Linked DNA regions of Homo sapiens: region 2 is linked to region 1. Evidence: read pairs that join two places in POLR2A ChIA-PET (ENCODE). Cell type or tissue: PC-9. All regions are shown on one strand. Each heading gives the region's core, and the rest is flanking DNA. Links, peaks and the distances in the headings are about the cores only. Region 1 overlaps OTOP1 (otopetrin 1). Region 2 overlaps ZBTB49 (zinc finger and BTB domain containing 49).

Region 1 (2,914 bases), core at 177-2,676:
GCTGAGGCAGGAGAATCACTTGAACCCAGGAAGTGGAGGTCGCAGTGACCCATGACTCCAGCCTTGGCAACAGAGTGAGATTCCATCTCAAAAACAAAAACAAAAACAAAAACAGCAGGGGAGAGAGGAAGAGAGGAAGGAAGAGAAAGAGAGGAGAGAGAGAGGGAAGAGGGACAGTGGAGAGAAGGATGGAGGAAGGAAGAGAGGAAGGAAAGATGAAGGAGGAGAAGAGAGAAAGAAAATGAGGAAAAAAATAAGGAAAGGGAGGCCAGGCATGGTGGCTCACACCTGTAATCCCAGCACTTTGGGAGGCTGAGGCAGGCAGATCACGAGGTCAGGAGTTTGAGACCAGTCTGGCCAACATGATGAAACCCCGTCTCTACTAAAGATACAAAAAATAGCTGGGCATAGTTGCAGGCGCCTATAATCCCAGCTACTTGGGAGGCTGAGGCAGGAGAATCGTTTGAACCCGGGAGGTGGAGGTTGCAGTGAGCCGAGATCGCACCATTGCACTCCAGCCTGGGCGACAGGGCAAGACTCCATCTCAAAAAAAAAAAATAAAGAAGGAAAGGCAGAGAGGAGGGAAGGCGAGGGAATAGGGAGGGAGGGAGGAGGAAGAAAGGAAAGGAGAAGGAGGGAAGGAAGAAGGGAGAAAAAAGGATGGAGGAGAGAAAGAAGGAACAAAAAAGGGGCTTTGACTATAGGAAAACACAGGTAAAGGCTCATGTGTATAATACTTTTTAGCCTGTGTAAGTCAATATCCTAAAATAACACTTTGTGCCTTGTTTTAAATAGCACCAGATTCACTGTCATTCACAGAGTCACAAAACCATTAACTTCCCTAAAACAACCATTTTCAGAACAGGAATTTGGGCCACGCTGCAATGGTGTCAAATTTCCCCAAAAGCAAGATGAACTAGATCCAGTCCCTGAGCCTAAGAAGTCTAAAATCTCTTCTGGATGGTAAGGCTAATATCCAACAGTCATAATACAAGGCAGAAACGGACAAGGACCAAAAGAGCTTTACAGAAAGGGGGCCATGGTGGCCCATAGAAGTGAGGAGTAATTCCTGCCAGGCATTTGTGAAGAAGGTGGCATCTGGCCAGGACCTTTGAAAGAAATGTGGAAAGGAGGCCTAGTGTGTGCTGGGCAGCCACCTCATCAGTCACTGGATCTTATCCAGTTTGAGATCCCCATTCTACAGATGCTGAAACCAGGGTTCAGGGTAAGGAAGGCAATCAGGTAACTTGCCCAAGGTCATGCATGCAAGGAACACGGAAGCCCCACTCTAATGGAGATTTAAATTCAGGTCTAATATGAGAGTCCAAGTGGCAATGTGTGATGTGCCTGGACCACGTGGTGTGAAATGCACTTGGCCTCTCCTGGGAAGGTTACTCAGACAGAAGCTTTCTTCACAAGCATGCTCCCCATGGCCTCCTCCCTTTCACCTGCACCATGTCTGTCTCCCATTCAAGACTGGCAGCCCCAGCCAGGCACAGTGGTTCATGCCTGTGATCCCAGCATTTTGGGAGGCCAAGGCAGGAGGATCCCTGGAGGCCAGGAGTTTGAGAAAAGGAGACAACACAACGAGGCCCTATCTGTACAAAATATAACAAAACTTAGCTGGGCAAGGCCATGTGTGTCTATAGTTCCAGCTATTCAGGAGGCTGAAGTGGGAGGATTGCTTGAGCCCAGGAGGAAGAGGCTGTAGTGAGCTGTGATTGTGCCACTGCACTCCAGCCTGGGAGATAGAGCAACATTGTCTCAAAAAAAAAAAAAAAAATGTGGCAGCCCCTTGAGGAAGAAAGAGCTCCTATCTTGACAATTTCAGCCAATGCCTGTGAGTACCAGCAGGAGCCTCTATCCCTCTTTGCCCCACCCTGCATCCACGCATTCATTATTTCATTCATACCCCCTCATTTTCTCAACACCCACTTCGTGCCAGGCCCTGAGGTGGCTCTAGGACCGAGAGACAGGGATCACAGAGCTCCCCAGTGGAGTGGAGGGTACAGACATGTTGACAAGAACACTGGAGCCCAGTGCGGGCTGGGGGCATGTGGTCAGACCTGCAAAGCCGGGAGGAGAAGGGGGTCGGAGAAGCTTCGCGGGGAGAATGGGGTGAGGCCTGAGCCCTGTCTCGGAAAGCAGAGGGGCAGGTGGGAAAGTGGAAAAGACATTCCTGGAGGAGAGAACCGAAGGTGCCGAATGTGCAGAGGCAGAGGTCCTGCGATGGGCGAGAAAGTTCGCGAGAATGACCCCAGCACAGGATGAGAACAAAGGAGGGGATCAAAGGAAACGGGCCCTCGGGGGCCGAGTGCTAGAAGGCTCTGAGTGTCAGGAGAGGGAGCGTGGCCTCCATCATGGGGTCAGTAGGGCCACTGCATGGCTTTAAGTCAGGGAAGGACAAGAGAGGTTTCTGTAACTGTGGCTGTAATGATGGAAGCGTCTGGAGGCGGAGAGGAGGCTCCTGCGGCGACCCAAGCTTCAGAGAGAGAGAGAGGAAAGGAAGGGCAGACAGGAAAGCTAGGAAAGATGCACAGAGAGACCAAGGCAGAAAAGGCTGAAGGGAAGACGGCAGCGGTAGGAAGGGCGCAGAGCAGCCTCAGGATGCAGCCAGCGGGCGAGGAGGCGGAGACCCGCTCGCCCGGCGCCTGGACTCACCGCGCAGCCAGCCGGCACCCGCGTGCGTGTCCTTGAGGCGGAAGAGGCGGCGGTGCGCGGAGCTGCGGCCCACGTACCACAGCATCCACAGCAGCTGCAGCAGCATGAGCGCCGTCAGGAAGCACAGCAGGTCGCTCTTGCTCACGCCCGCGGCGTGCACGGCCCAGGCCAGCAGCAGCAGCAGCCCCGCCACGAACACGATCAGCCCATACTGGCTGCTCAGCATCTCGGCCAGTTTCTGTGGGACGCTGGC
Region 2 (2,914 bases), core at 141-2,640, 78 kb after region 1:
GTACTCTATTAGTATGTATTTAATATATATGGATAATTACCTTTCGAAAAAATATTTAGAGCAATCTTTTATTTCTTAGATCATATTGGGAATTATCTTAGAAACTTCTTGATTTGTGGTTTATCAGTCATATAAATGTATGTAATTTTTTATTGTGTAAATTTGAGTATATTTCAAAATTTACTTTGAGATATATTTTGAAGTCTGCATACCCAATCCACCAATTTAATTCATCTGAATTATTTAGTTGGATGGTTTGCCAGGTTGTTTTAAAGGATTAAAATGTACTTATGTTAAAAGTTTTGACATTCACAGAAGGATAGTATTTTTTAATATTAATATATGAATGTTATTTATAAGAAAAAGATGGTGTGAATTTTTGGCACTGTAAACAGATATTCTTTCTTTTACCAGGAGCCTCTTTCAGAATTCTTCAAGCCAGAAGAATGATGTTTTTCACTTGGATGTTAAAAATGTCAGTGGCATAGGGCAGATCCTGGACTTCATGTACACTTCTCATCTAGATCTTAACCAGGACAATATACAAGTAATGCTGGACACAGCACAGTGTTTGCAAGTTCAAAATGTTCTGAGTCTGTGTCACACATTTTTAAAATCAGCCACTGTAGTACAGCCACCTGGCATGCCTTGTAATAGTACATTGTCTCTACAAAGCACCCTGACCCCAGATGCCACTTGTGTTATCAGTGAAAACTACCCCCCTCATTTACTGCAGGAATGTTCAGCAGATGCACAGCAGAACAAAACGTTGGATGAATCGCATCCGCATGCTTCACCATCAGTTAATCGTCATCACTCCGCAGGTGAAATCTCAAAACAAGCTCCTGATACTTCAGATGGCAGCTGCACAGAACTGCCTTTCAAACAGCCAAATTACTATTACAAACTCAGAAACTTTTACAGTAAGCAGTACCATAAACACGCAGCTGGTCCCAGTCAGGAGAGAGTTGTTGAGCAGCCTTTTGCTTTCAGCACCTCTACAGACCTTACCACGGTAGAGAGCCAGCCTTGTGCCGTCAGTCATTCTGAATGCATCCTGGAGTCTCCCGAGCACTTACCTTCCAACTTCCTGGCCCAGCCTGTGAATGACTCTGCCCCACACCCTGAGTCAGACGCCACATGCCAACAACCTGTCAAGCAGATGAGGCTCAAAAAGGCCATTCATCTGAAGAAGCTCAATTTCCTGAAGTCACAGAAATACGCAGAGCAAGTATCTGAACCCAAGTCAGATGATGGTTTGACAAAGAGGTTGGAATCTGCTAGTAAAAATACCCTAGAGAAAGCTAGCAGCCAAAGTGCTGAAGAAAAAGAAAGTGAAGAAGTCGTCAGTTGTGAGAATTTTAATTGCATTAGTGAGACGGAGAGGCCTGAAGACCCGGCTGCCCTGGAAGACCAGTCCCAGACACTTCAGTCCCAGAGACAATACGCGTGTGAATTATGCGGGAAACCTTTTAAACACCCAAGCAACTTGGAGCTTCACAAACGGTCTCATACAGGTAACTGATTCAGTACCCACAGGCAGAAGGGAAGGACGTAATGCGGATGCTCAGACACCACTGGCTCTTCTTGTTTTTGTAAGAAGTTTTGCTGTTGTTTGATGTCATTGATGATTTTAAACAAAATAAGGGGGATTAACTACTTTTTGTTTTATATTTTTGGTGATGCATCTGACTTAAAGTTTTGTAAATGGTTTTATAAAGTCACTTTAAAAAGGTGCATACTTTTAATTTTTATTTCAACTACATTTTTATATGACAAGCCATCTGTCTCTAAAGAAAGTATAGTAATTTTGGTGCACCCAGAATTTCAAATTAATTCTAAAATGGATAAGCTATATTTAGTTGTCTTTTTAGAATTAGATTAAGCTTATTTTTTGAAAGCATCATATAGGTTAATTTAGACTAACCTAATATACTTTGAATGATTCTACAAGTTCTCTTGGAAGGAATTTGAGTGTCTAATTTTTAAAATTCTAATTTGGGAGTCAGGAAGTAAACTTTTTAATAAGAATCAGCTTTAACCATTTGATATTCTCAAAAGAAAATTCTTCCAATTTAAACATTGAATTTTCAAAGTTTTGTTATCTTAATTCATGCCTCTTTCTCTTTCCCAAAAGATTTTTTTAAGGTATTCTCTCTCTCTCTCTCTCTCTCTCTCTCTCTCTCTGTGTGTGTGTCTCTCTCTCTCTCTATATATATATCTCCACACACACACATTATGTTATACAATACATATATATTACTTTTCTTCCTATAATTAAACATGAGTTTAATAGCACATTACAGATGAACAACAATTACCTTATAGGCATGAGAAGTAACATGCAACAGGATGCTTCCACAGCAGCTGCTTTTACGGTGTTTGTGTAATTGTGTTTGTTGATGTGACCTTCTGTTATCACTATGGATTCACAGTTTGCATTTTACGACCTTGTATTATTGGGAGATTTCTTTGATAATTGTGAAGGCCCTTTATACATTTTAGTGCATTTGAATATAAAGTACTGTTATTATCACTAGTAGTTCAAAATTATTCCACGTGAAGGCAATATCACAGACTTAGTTTTGCCCTGAAAAAACTTTAGATGATTCTGTTTGCCTAAATCTCCTACAGCCTAATGATTACTGCAATTTTTTTTTTTTTTTTTTGAGACAGAGTTTCGCTCTGTTGCCCAGACTGGAGTGCAGTGGCACAATCTCGGCTCACTGCAACCTCTGCCTCCTGGGTTCAATTGATTCTCCTGCCTGAGCCTCCCGAGTAGCTGGGACTACAGGCATGCGCCACCAATTTTTTTGTATTTTTAGTAGAGACAGGGTTTCACCATGTTGGTCAGGCTCATCTTGAACTCCTAACCTCAAGTGATCTGCCCACCTCGGCCTCCCAAAGTGCTGGG

The links. ChIA-PET counts read pairs that join two places held together with the same protein. Peaks named below come from ENCODE experiments on the same cell type or tissue, not always from the same donor. Only the 100,000 strongest peaks of a DNase experiment are listed, where the experiment ranks them.
Region 2: POLR2A ChIA-PET joins it to region 1 with 14 read pairs; 2 of 35 experiments call an interaction of 5 or more read pairs at or near these places.

The regions. Positions count from the first base shown.
Region 1 is chr4:4,223,801-4,226,714 of GRCh38, forward strand. OTOP1 (otopetrin 1) reads right to left here. Exons shown (of 6, transcript NM_177998.3): 1 at 2,662-2,914. Among named protein-coding and RNA genes, the nearest start is that of OTOP1, 1.7 kb to the right of the region's middle. RefSeq lists an enhancer at 2,259-2,879. In PC-9, for the core only: no CTCF peak of the experiment used is centred there; no DNase peak of the experiment used is centred there; H3K27me3 peaks cover 344 bases.
Region 2 is chr4:4,301,575-4,304,488 of GRCh38, forward strand. It overlaps ZBTB49 (zinc finger and BTB domain containing 49), which reads left to right. Exons shown (of 8, transcript NM_145291.4): 3 at 415-1,517. Among named protein-coding and RNA genes, the nearest start is that of ZBTB49, 13 kb to the left of the region's middle. In PC-9, for the core only: no CTCF peak of the experiment used is centred there; no DNase peak of the experiment used is centred there.